Regions from separate parts of the Homo sapiens genome. Here region 1 is linked to region 2. A link is an interaction called in ENCODE POLR2A ChIA-PET data of the cell type or tissue named here. Cell type or tissue: OCI-LY7. All regions are shown on one strand. Region 1 overlaps ANKFY1 (ankyrin repeat and FYVE domain containing 1). Region 2 has its middle 23 kb from the start of UBE2G1.

The links. Peaks named below come from ENCODE experiments on the same cell type or tissue, not always from the same donor. Only the 100,000 strongest peaks of a DNase experiment are listed, where the experiment ranks them.
Region 1: POLR2A ChIA-PET joins it to region 2 with 6 read pairs; 6 of 35 experiments call an interaction of 5 or more read pairs at or near these places.

What each region holds. Positions count from the first base shown.
Region 1 is chr17:4,231,077-4,236,076 of GRCh38, forward strand. It overlaps ANKFY1 (ankyrin repeat and FYVE domain containing 1), which reads right to left. Exons shown (of 25, transcript NM_001330063.2): 3 at 4,696-4,814. Among named protein-coding and RNA genes, the nearest start is that of ANKFY1, 30 kb to the right of the region's middle. In OCI-LY7, no CTCF peak of the experiment used is centred here; no DNase peak of the experiment used is centred here.
Region 2 is chr17:4,387,334-4,392,333 of GRCh38, forward strand. No RefSeq gene overlaps it. Among named protein-coding and RNA genes, the nearest start is that of UBE2G1, 23 kb to the left of the region's middle. In OCI-LY7, no CTCF peak of the experiment used is centred here; DNase peaks (open chromatin) are centred at 1,477 and 1,948; H3K27ac peaks cover 1,351 bases.

The DNA.
Region 1 (5,000 bases), 160 kb before region 2:
ATTCTTGTTTTTCATAACCTTGACATGTTTGAGAAACACTCTGGCTGATTATTTTGAGAAATGTCCCTCAATTTGGGTCTGATGTTTTCTCATGAGTAGATTGAGGTTATGCATTAATGGCAAAAATCCTATACAAGAGCCAGGCAGAGTGGCTCATGCCTGAAATTCCAACACTTTGGGTAGCCAAGGCAGGAGGATCATCTGAGCCCAGGAGTTTGAGACCAGCCTTGGCAACACAGCAAGAGCCCATCTCTATTAAACAATTAGCCAGGGATGGTGGTGAACACCTGTACTCCCAGCTACTTGAGAGGCTGAGGTGGGAGGATCTCTTGAGCCCAGGAGTTCAAGGCTTCAGTGAGCCGCGATAGTGTCACTGCATTCCAGCCTGGGCGACACAGTGAGACCCTATCTCAAAAACAAAAAAAGAATCCTACAGAAGTGATTGTGCCTTCATCAGTGGATCATATCAGGTACAAACATTTCACTTTTTTGAACAAGGTATGATTCATATATCCAAACACCTTTAAAGTGTATATAATGCCTGTTGTATTTCATCAACATATGCTAAAATTCTCATAATCAAGGCTGTGTGCAGTGCCTCACACCTGTAATCCCAACAGGCCTTTGGGAGACCAAGGCAGGAGGATTCCTTGAGTCCAGGAGTTCAAGACCAGCCTGGGCAACATGGCAAAATCTCATGTCTATAAAAAATGAGACAGGCATGGTAGCACACACCTGTGGTCCCAGATACTCAGGAGGCTGAGGTGGGAGGATCACCTGAGGCCAGGAGGTCAAGGCTGCAGTGAGCCGTGATTGCACCATGGCACTCTAGCCTGGGTGACAGAGTGAAATCCTGTTTAAAAAAAAAAAAAAAAGAAAGAAAGAAATATCAATTAGACAAGAACATCAAAAAGAAAAATGTGGAGTTTTTCTTACATTCTAAGATGTAAGTTTATGCAAGCAAGAATTTAATTTTGTACACTTTGTATCCCTAACACCTTGAAAAGCGCTTACCACTCAATGTTTTTTATATGAATGGATTAATGTTGAAAAAACAAAACACCAATAAATTCATTAAATGATTTTATCAAGCCTGTTGGTGTGGAAAACATTTGAGCCTTTAAAATACAGCTTTTATGCTATTTATACACCTGTTTACAAGAACCTATTTCCAATCTTCCTCAAATTGCTGCCATGAAGTGTCAGTGCTTCCAGGTATCACATAACACACAGGCTTCCCAGGCAGTCTCAGCAACTGCAAGCCCAGGTTTAGGCAATGAGCAGGACTGCTGGGCAAAGCACACAATTCAACAGGAACAGGCCCACACATGCCACTACCACCTTGGACCTCTCCCCCATAACACATTTCAAAGATACATTTCATTAAAATGTCATAAAAAGTAAAAATGCCACATGTTCTCCTATCTGCTATCTTCACAGGTGCTTGATCTGTGAAAGCCACAAAAACCATTTACTTTGAAGCGGATCACTCCTGAAAGCAAACCTTATAGTAGAATCAAAACACGCTTATTATTTACAACTGGAGGAGAGTCTAGAGACATTTAAAGACATTAATATTCTATTTTCCTGAACTCGAGAAAACTTCCTGACTCACAGTGATGCAATCTTGTGGCCAGACAGCACTGAATTAAGGCCAGACAGCACTGAATTAAAGCTCTAAACGTTTGGATGTACTAAAAAATTTCAGTGTAAAGCAAAATTTTTTAATTCAATGTTAAAATTGGCTTTTTATTCCTTGATGTAATTTTCTGTGTTGTGTCGTTTTGTTTCAGAGAGCAGCGATGTTTCGTTTTTGCCACTCTCATTCATTTTGGTGGCAGTCGATATTTCACAATTAAAATAAAACTGAGGAACATTAACACTGTCTGAGTGACCTACGACAGTATCCCAGAAGTCAGATAATGAAGAAAAAAAAAAAAGTAGGAATATTTCACAGCTCAGCTGCCTAACTGCTTTCTAGAACTGTCATACCTATTTGTATCGTCACTGGCAAATGTACAAGAATACCACCTTCATGAGCCTCACAGCTACTAGGATCACCAATGTTTGATTATATAGATTTCAAAAGATGGTAGCTTATTCTTAACTTTTTTCTAACAAAGTCGAATATTTTCCATATATTTATTACCTTCTAGTCTTCATAAACATTCTGTTCATATAATCAAGATCCTATCACACATTTTGTGAAGAACACTACATGATCTTATAAGGTCTTCATAATTCTGTTATATATGAGGTCAAAGATACATGGTTTCAAAACACTATGCTTTAAAAAAAAAAAAAGCTATCCCTCGAGATTTCGATCACGTGGACTGGTACCCTCCCAGTAAAAAACTATTTCCCAGGCAAATGTTTTTAGTTACTGGCATGCAGGCATCTGCACATGTGTAGGTGTGTATGTGCATTTGTATCTACAACTTTTAGTTATGGACCTCAAGTTAAATCCTAGAAATTATCATAAAGAGACAGAGTTCGCTCACAGTTGGGAAACACTGATATATGTTCCCCTTAATCCATGAGATAAATGCCTACTTAGCCTTTACAACACTACTCAGGTATTAGCCACCTCTGAAACCTTCCTTTATCACCCCAACTTAGTCTGTTCTCAACCTTATATATAAGCTAACTACATTTCTGTATTTACAGCCCTGGTCTGAAATGATTTGTGAATGGCCTGTTTCCTCCAGCAGAGTACGGGCTCCGTATGGCAGGGACTGTGTTATAATCATCTCAGTGTTCCTGGCACTGCGCATGGAAAACAGTACCTTCTCAACTGACAAACCTTCTGAACAAAGATATAATTCACACAATCACTTCGGCAAGTCCAGTCATAAGCAGCATAACTATGTTTGGTCAACAACAGACTGCAGATACGATGATGGTCCCGTAAAATTATAATATTGTACTTTTACTGAACTTTTCTATGTTTAGATATACAGATACTTACCACTGTGTTACTGCTGCCTATGGCATTCAGCACAGTAACATGCTGTACATGCTGTACAGTTACACAGAACATGCTGTACAGGGTTGTAGCCTAGAAGCAACATACTATACCATATAGCCTAGGTGTGTAGTAGGCTATACCATGTAGATTTGTGTAACTATACTCTATGATGCTCCCACAACAAAACCACGTAATGACACATTCTCAGAACACATCCCTGTTATTCTCCTCACCATATAATTCTGATGAATATTAATACTAGAATTAAATTAAAATTTTGCTCTTTGCCCCTTTTTTTCCAATAGCAGTCAGGCAAGTACTAAATGAAAATGCAACCTTCAGGTCAACTTTTGAAAATGACTGTTTTCAAGTCTACTTGCCACCCTATTTGCTTCAATCCTACACAAAAAAATGTGACATAAAACAAGTAACATTAAATAGGCCAATGTAGCTATTAATTTTTTCTTTTTTTTTTTTTGAGACAGGGTCTTGTTCTGTTGCCCAGGCTGGAATGCAGTGAATGCAGTGGTGACATCATAGCTCACTGTGGCCTCAAACTCTTGGCTCAAGAAATCCATCCACCTCAGATTCCCAACAAGCTGGGACTACAAGCACATGCCATCCTGTCCAGCTAATTTTTTCTTTAATTTGCTGCAGAGACAGGGTCTTCCCAGGCTAGTCTTGAATTCCCTGGGCTCAAGTGATCCTCCCACCTTGGCCTCTCAAAGTGCTAGGATTACAGGCATGAGCCACCATACCCGGCCTTAAAATTCTTTTTTTAAAAACAAATTGTATTGTGTATATTTAAGCTATACGACACAATGCTGTGGGATACATATATAGTAAAATGAGCACTATGGTGAAGCAAATTAACATATCCACCATCTCACATAGTAACCCAAACCTATTAAAATTCTGAAGGCTAATGGTCATCTTTTGATGTTAAAGAAAGAATATTGTTATTCTTCAGAGTAACTATTCTGAGTTCAGTTCTGATAAACTAGAAAAAGTACTTTGGCCAGACACGGTGGCTCACACCTGTAATCCCAGCACTTTGGGAGGCTGAGGTGGGTGGACCACCTAAGGTCAGGAGATAAAGACCAGTCTGGCCAACATGGTAAAACCCTGTCTCTACTAAAAATACAAAAATTAGCTGGGTGTGGTGGTGGGTGCCTGTAATCCCAGCTACTCGGGAGGCTGAGGCACGAGAATCACTTGAACCTGGGAGGTGGAGGTTGCAGAGAGCCGAGATCACTATTGCACTCCAGCCTGGGTAACAGAGTGAGACTCTGTCTCAAAAAAAAAAAAAAAGAAAAAAAAAGTCCTTTGGCATCTAGCATGAAGTTTTAAGCAATTTGACAGCAGGACTTTTTATTAGACTTGAGGGAAAATTTTTTTCTGGACATGAATCCTTATTTACAGCATATTTTTTCATGAAATGAGTGTACGGAAAAACACTTACATTTTATAAATCATAAGGACATTGCAGATACTCAAATATTTACGATTTGTTAGCCAGGTATTACCTCCTAAATAGGTAGGTACACAAAGTACCTAAAAGTACAACCTGCTGATTCATTAATTATTTAACTAGTTCATGGTTGCCATCAATTGCTTAATTATTTTACTTTCATTAAATCACAAATATTTCAAAATGAGACACCACAACCTTCTGCCAAGAGCCCTTCCGCTAGCAGTTTTGTGTCCCTGATCACTCAAAGGCTCACCTGACAGGTCCAACTCTTTAGTGGAAGACAAGTTAGCCAGACTCCAGCTGTCACTGCGGGCTGCCAGGACAAACTTGTGAGCACTGATGTGCCTGTCCCCAACCTTTATCTTCAGATCGCTGATGAAGAAAAAGATCCACATATATTAGAAAAATGTCATCATAACTAGGTATAGCTAGGATTCACAGCTGATAAACACATGAGTATTCATCAACATACATCTGCAAAAGAAAAAATTACAGCGAAGAATTATTCCTATATGCTAGCACTGAATTCTGGTGAGTCATCTTTATAGTATGTTGCTA
Region 2 (5,000 bases):
TTCTTTGTGCCTTGCTGTAATCTTTCTCTCTTTCCTTTCACTCCAGCCACTTTCTGATCCCCGTTCTGTCACTTTCTAGAATTTTTTGTAAATGAAAGCAAACATATGTACTCTCTTTGGTCTTCTTTCACTCAGCATAATTATTGTACTTATTTATTTATTTTTATTTCATTTATTTATTTTTTTTTGAGATGGAGTCTCGCTCTGTCGCCAGGCTGGAGTGCAGTGGTGCAATCTTGGCTCACTGCAACCTCTGCCTCCCGGGTTCAAGCGATTCTCCTGCCTCAGCCTCCCGAGTAGCTGGGACTACAGGCACCCGCCATCACACCCGGCTAATTTTTGTATTTTTAGTAGAGATGGGGGTTTCACTATGTTGGCCAGGCTGGTCTCAAACTCCTGACCTCATGATCCACCCACCTTGGCCTCCCAAAGTGCTGGGATTACAGGCGTGAGCCATTGTGCCTGGCCATTTATTTATTTTTAATTAATTAATTTATTATTATTATTATTATTGAGACAGAGTCTTGCTGTCTCCCAGGCTGGAGTATAGTGGTAAAATCATGGCTCACTGCAGCCTCACATTCCTGGGTTCAAGCAATCCTCCTGCTTTAGCCTCCCAGGTAGCTGGGACTACCAGCACATACCACCACTCCTGGCTAATTTTGAAATGTTTTGTAGAGACAGGGGTCTGACTACGTTGCCCAAGCTGGCATAATTATTTTAAGATTCATTCCAGTTGTTGCAACACACTGGGTTTGCCCTTTTGCCCTTTATCTTTTTTTTTTTTTTTTTTTTTGAGACAGAGTCTCTCTGTTGCCCAGGCTGGAGCACAATGGCACGATCTTAGCTCACTGCAACCTCCGCCTCCTGGGTTCAAGCAATTCTCCTGCCTCAGCCTCCACAGTAGCTGGGATTACAGGTGCCCACCACTATGCCCGGCTAATTTTTGTATTTTTAGTAGAGACAGGGTTTCACCGTGTCGGCCAGGCTGGTCTCGAACTCCTGACCTTAAGGGATCCGCCTGCCTCAGTCTCCCAAAGTGCAGAGATTACAGGTGTGAGCCACCGTGCCGGGCCGCAGCTGCTTCTTAAAGCCTGTCACTAGAGGCTGGGCGCAGTGGCTCATGTCTGCAATCCCAGTACTTTGGGAGGCTGAGGCGGGCGGATCACAAGGTCAGGAGATTGAGACCATCCTGGCTAACACAGTGAAACCCCGTCTCTACTAAAAATACAAAAACAAAATTAGCTGGGCATGGTGGCGCATGCCTGTAATCCCAGCTACTCAGGAGGCTGAGGCAGGAGAATTGCTTGAACCTGGAGGTGGAGGTTGCAGTGAGCTGAGATCACGCCACTGCACTCCAGCCTGGCGAAAGAGTGAGACTCTATCTGAAAAAAAAAAAAGCCTGTCACTGACGAGCTGCATTGGAACCACCTGGAGACACCTGTTAATACGTAGCTGTCTGGGCCCAAGCCCCTCTTCTTGCAGATGAGGCCCCAAGAAGGGGAGTGACTTCTTCAGGGAGCCAGGGCTAATTTAGGACAGGAACTCAAGTCCTGATTCCAAACTTAGGACGAAAAGAAGGGGGAATGAGGAGCAGGAAATGTGTCCAGTTTTGACTCCTCTGATTCCCGTGTATTTTTCCTTTGGCTTCTAATATTAAGAGAAAGGCCCAGTACTATATTAAGAGGAAGACCCAGTACTTTGGAACAAGGTGGCTTCCTGCTGAGGCTGGGTCTTGTGTGTACTCTGAGGCCTCAGATTGCTGTGGCCGGGCATCTCGGGTCTCCCAGCCACCTGCATAGACCTGGCTCAGGAAAGGAGCTGGGTAGGATCCCAGCTTTAGCATGAGGCAAGAGCTACCTCCTTTGAATGGGCAAAAGAAGGCGGGGAGGAGAGTCCAGGCAGACAGGTAAACTATGCAGAGCCTGATAGAGTAAGGAGGAAGCCAGGGATAGGCCAGGCTTCAGCTCCGCCCCTGGGCCAGACTAGGGCCTCAGTGGGCAGAGGCAGGAGAAGCTGCCAAGGCCTGGGGAGCCGACCCTCCACAGAAGCTAGCAGGGCCCCGTCAGGATCCACCAGCCCAGGCAGATGCAGCTTTGCCTATGGGCTCCTGCTCGGTGCCAGAGAAATGACCCTGTCCCTCGGGTGATGGGCACTGCATCCTGGTTTCAACAATGTCATTTTATATTATCCCCCCTGCATGCCATCAAATATTTTCTTTTTTTTTTTTTTAGATGGAATCTTGCTCTGTTGCCAGGCTGGAGTGCCGTGGCTCAATCTCTGCTCACTGCAACCTCTGCCTCCCGGGTTCAACAATTCTGCCTCAGCCTCCCAAGTAGCTGGGATTACAGGCGCACACTGCCACGCCCAGCTAGTTTTTTTTATTTTAGTGGAAACGGGGTTTCACCGTGTTGCCCAGCCTGGTCTGAACTCCTGAGCTCAGGCAATCTGCCTGCCTCGGCCTCCCAAAGTGCTAGGATTACAGGTGTGAGCCACCGCACCCGGCTTTTTTTTTTTTTTTTTTTTGCAGGTGGAGTCTGGATGTGTCGCCTAGGCTAGAGTGCAGTGGCGCAATCTCGGCTCACTGCAACCTCCACCTCCTGAGTTCAAGTGATTCTCCTGCCTCAGCCTCTTGAGTGGCACTGGGATTACAAGCGTGCCACCATACCCGAATAATTTTTGTATTTTTAGTAGAGACGGGGTTTCACCATGTTGGCCAGGCTGGTCTCAAACTCCTGACCTCAGGTGATCTGCCCGCCTCAGCCTCCCAAAGTGCTGGGATTACAGGTGTGAGCCACTGCGCCCAGCCAAATGTTATCTTATGGTCACTGCACCAGTATTCATTTGGCTGATTAGAAGTAAGATTTAGGAAGAGTGTAGGAATAGTCTCCTGATCCAAAACTCCCATTGTCTAAACGAGAAACTGAGGTCCAGGGAGAGGGAGGACCTGGCCCAGGGCCATGCAGCTATTTAATATGTTTATCATCTTCTCTAGTGGAACACTGCGGGAGAAAAGTTGCTTGCTTTTGAAATTATTTACATATGCATATATACTTTTTACATATAAAATATGAAATACATATTTCATGTATACATATGAAATATATGCATAAAAGTCAAAAGGCACCAAAAATTCAGTCTCCCTCCCACTGCTATCCCTGGTCTCACAGTGCTTCACCCTAGGACACCCACTGTTGTTACCTCTTTCTTATTTATCTTTCTAGAGACATTTAATACATATGTAACATTTACGTGTGTGTGTGTGTGTGTGTGTATATATATAAAATTTTTTTTTTTTTTTGAGACAGAGTCTCGCTCTGTCACTAGGCTGGAGTGCAGTGGCTCGATCTCGGCTCACTGCAACCTCTGCCTCCTGGGTTCAGGTGATTCTCCTGCCTCAGCCTCCCGAGTAGCTGGGACTACAGGCGCCCGTCACCATGCCCAGCTAATTTTTGTATTTTTAGTAGAGACAGGGTTTCACCATGTTGGCCAGGATGGTCTCCATCTCTTGATCTCGTGATCCACCCGCCTCAGCCTCCCAAAGTGCTAGATTTACAGGCATAAGCCACCACGCCCAGCCTATAAATTTTTTTTTTTTTTTGAGACAGAATCTTGCTCTATTACCCAGGTTGGAGTCTTGGCTCACTGCAACCTCCACCTCCTGAGCTCAAGCGATGCTCCACCTCAGCCTCCCAAGTGGCTGGGACTACAGGTGCACACCATCACACCTGGCTAATTTTTTTTTTTTTTTTTTTTTCAGAGACAGGGTTTCACCATGTTGCCCAGGCTGGTCTCAAACTCCTAAGCCCAAGCAATCCACCCACTTTTGCCTCCCAAAGCGGTGGGATTACAGGTGTGAGCCACCGTGCCCAGTCACATGCTTTTTCTGTTTGTTTGTTTGTTTGTTTGTTTAAGACGGAGTCTTACTCTGTTGCCCAAGCTGGAGTGCAGAAGCATGATGGCTCACTGCAACCTCCGCCTCCTGGGTACAAGTGATTCTTCTGCCTCAGCCTCCTGAGTAGCTGAGACTGCAGTTGCATGCCACAATGCCCGGTTAATATTTTTGTATTTTTAGTACAGACGAGGTTTCACCATATTGGCCAGGCTGGTCTCGAACTCCTGACCTCATGATCTGCTGGGACTACAGGCATGAACCACCATGCCTGGCCCCCTACGTGTTTTTAAATCACCAAATTTACATGCTATATTTACTGTTTGGCACTTTACTTTTGCATATATCTTAACTAAGATGACTTAATTTTAGTACCTAGTTGCCTCATTCTTTGTATTAGTACATAATATTTAATTGGATGGTTGTAGCATAATTTATTTAACCAGCTGCCATGTAGTTCCAAACTTTAGCTATGAAAACAATGCTGCAGGAGAATGGCATGAACCCGGGAGGCGGAGCTTGCAGTGAGCAGAGATCGCGCCACTGCACTCCAGCCTGGGTGACACAGCAAGACTCTGTCTCAAAAAAATACAATGCTGCAGCCGGGAGCGGTGGCTCACGCCTGTAATCCCAGCACTTAGGGAGGCTGAGGTGGACAGATCACCTGAGGTCAGGAGTTCGAGACCAGCCTGACCAACATGGAGAAACCCTGTCTCTACTAAAAATACAGAAAAATATTAGCCAGGCGTGGTGGTGCATGCCTGTAATCCCAGCTACTTGGGAGGCTGAGGCAGGAGAATCGCTTGAACCCGGGAGGCAGGGGTTGCAGTGAGCTGAGATCGCGCCATTGCACTCCAGCCTGGGCAACAAAAGTGAAACTCCGTCTCAAAAAGAGAGAAAAAAAAGAAAGAAAACAATGCTGCAATGACTGTCCTGGTGCATATTATATATATCTTGGGTTACCTGTGTACCTGTAGTGTAAATTTCTGAAAGTGGGATTACTGGAACAAAGAGTTTGTGTATTTCATTTTTTGATAGATATTACCAGTTTGCCCCATAAAGGGGTTGTACCAGTTAACTTTCCCACCAACAAACAAGGTGTGGCAGT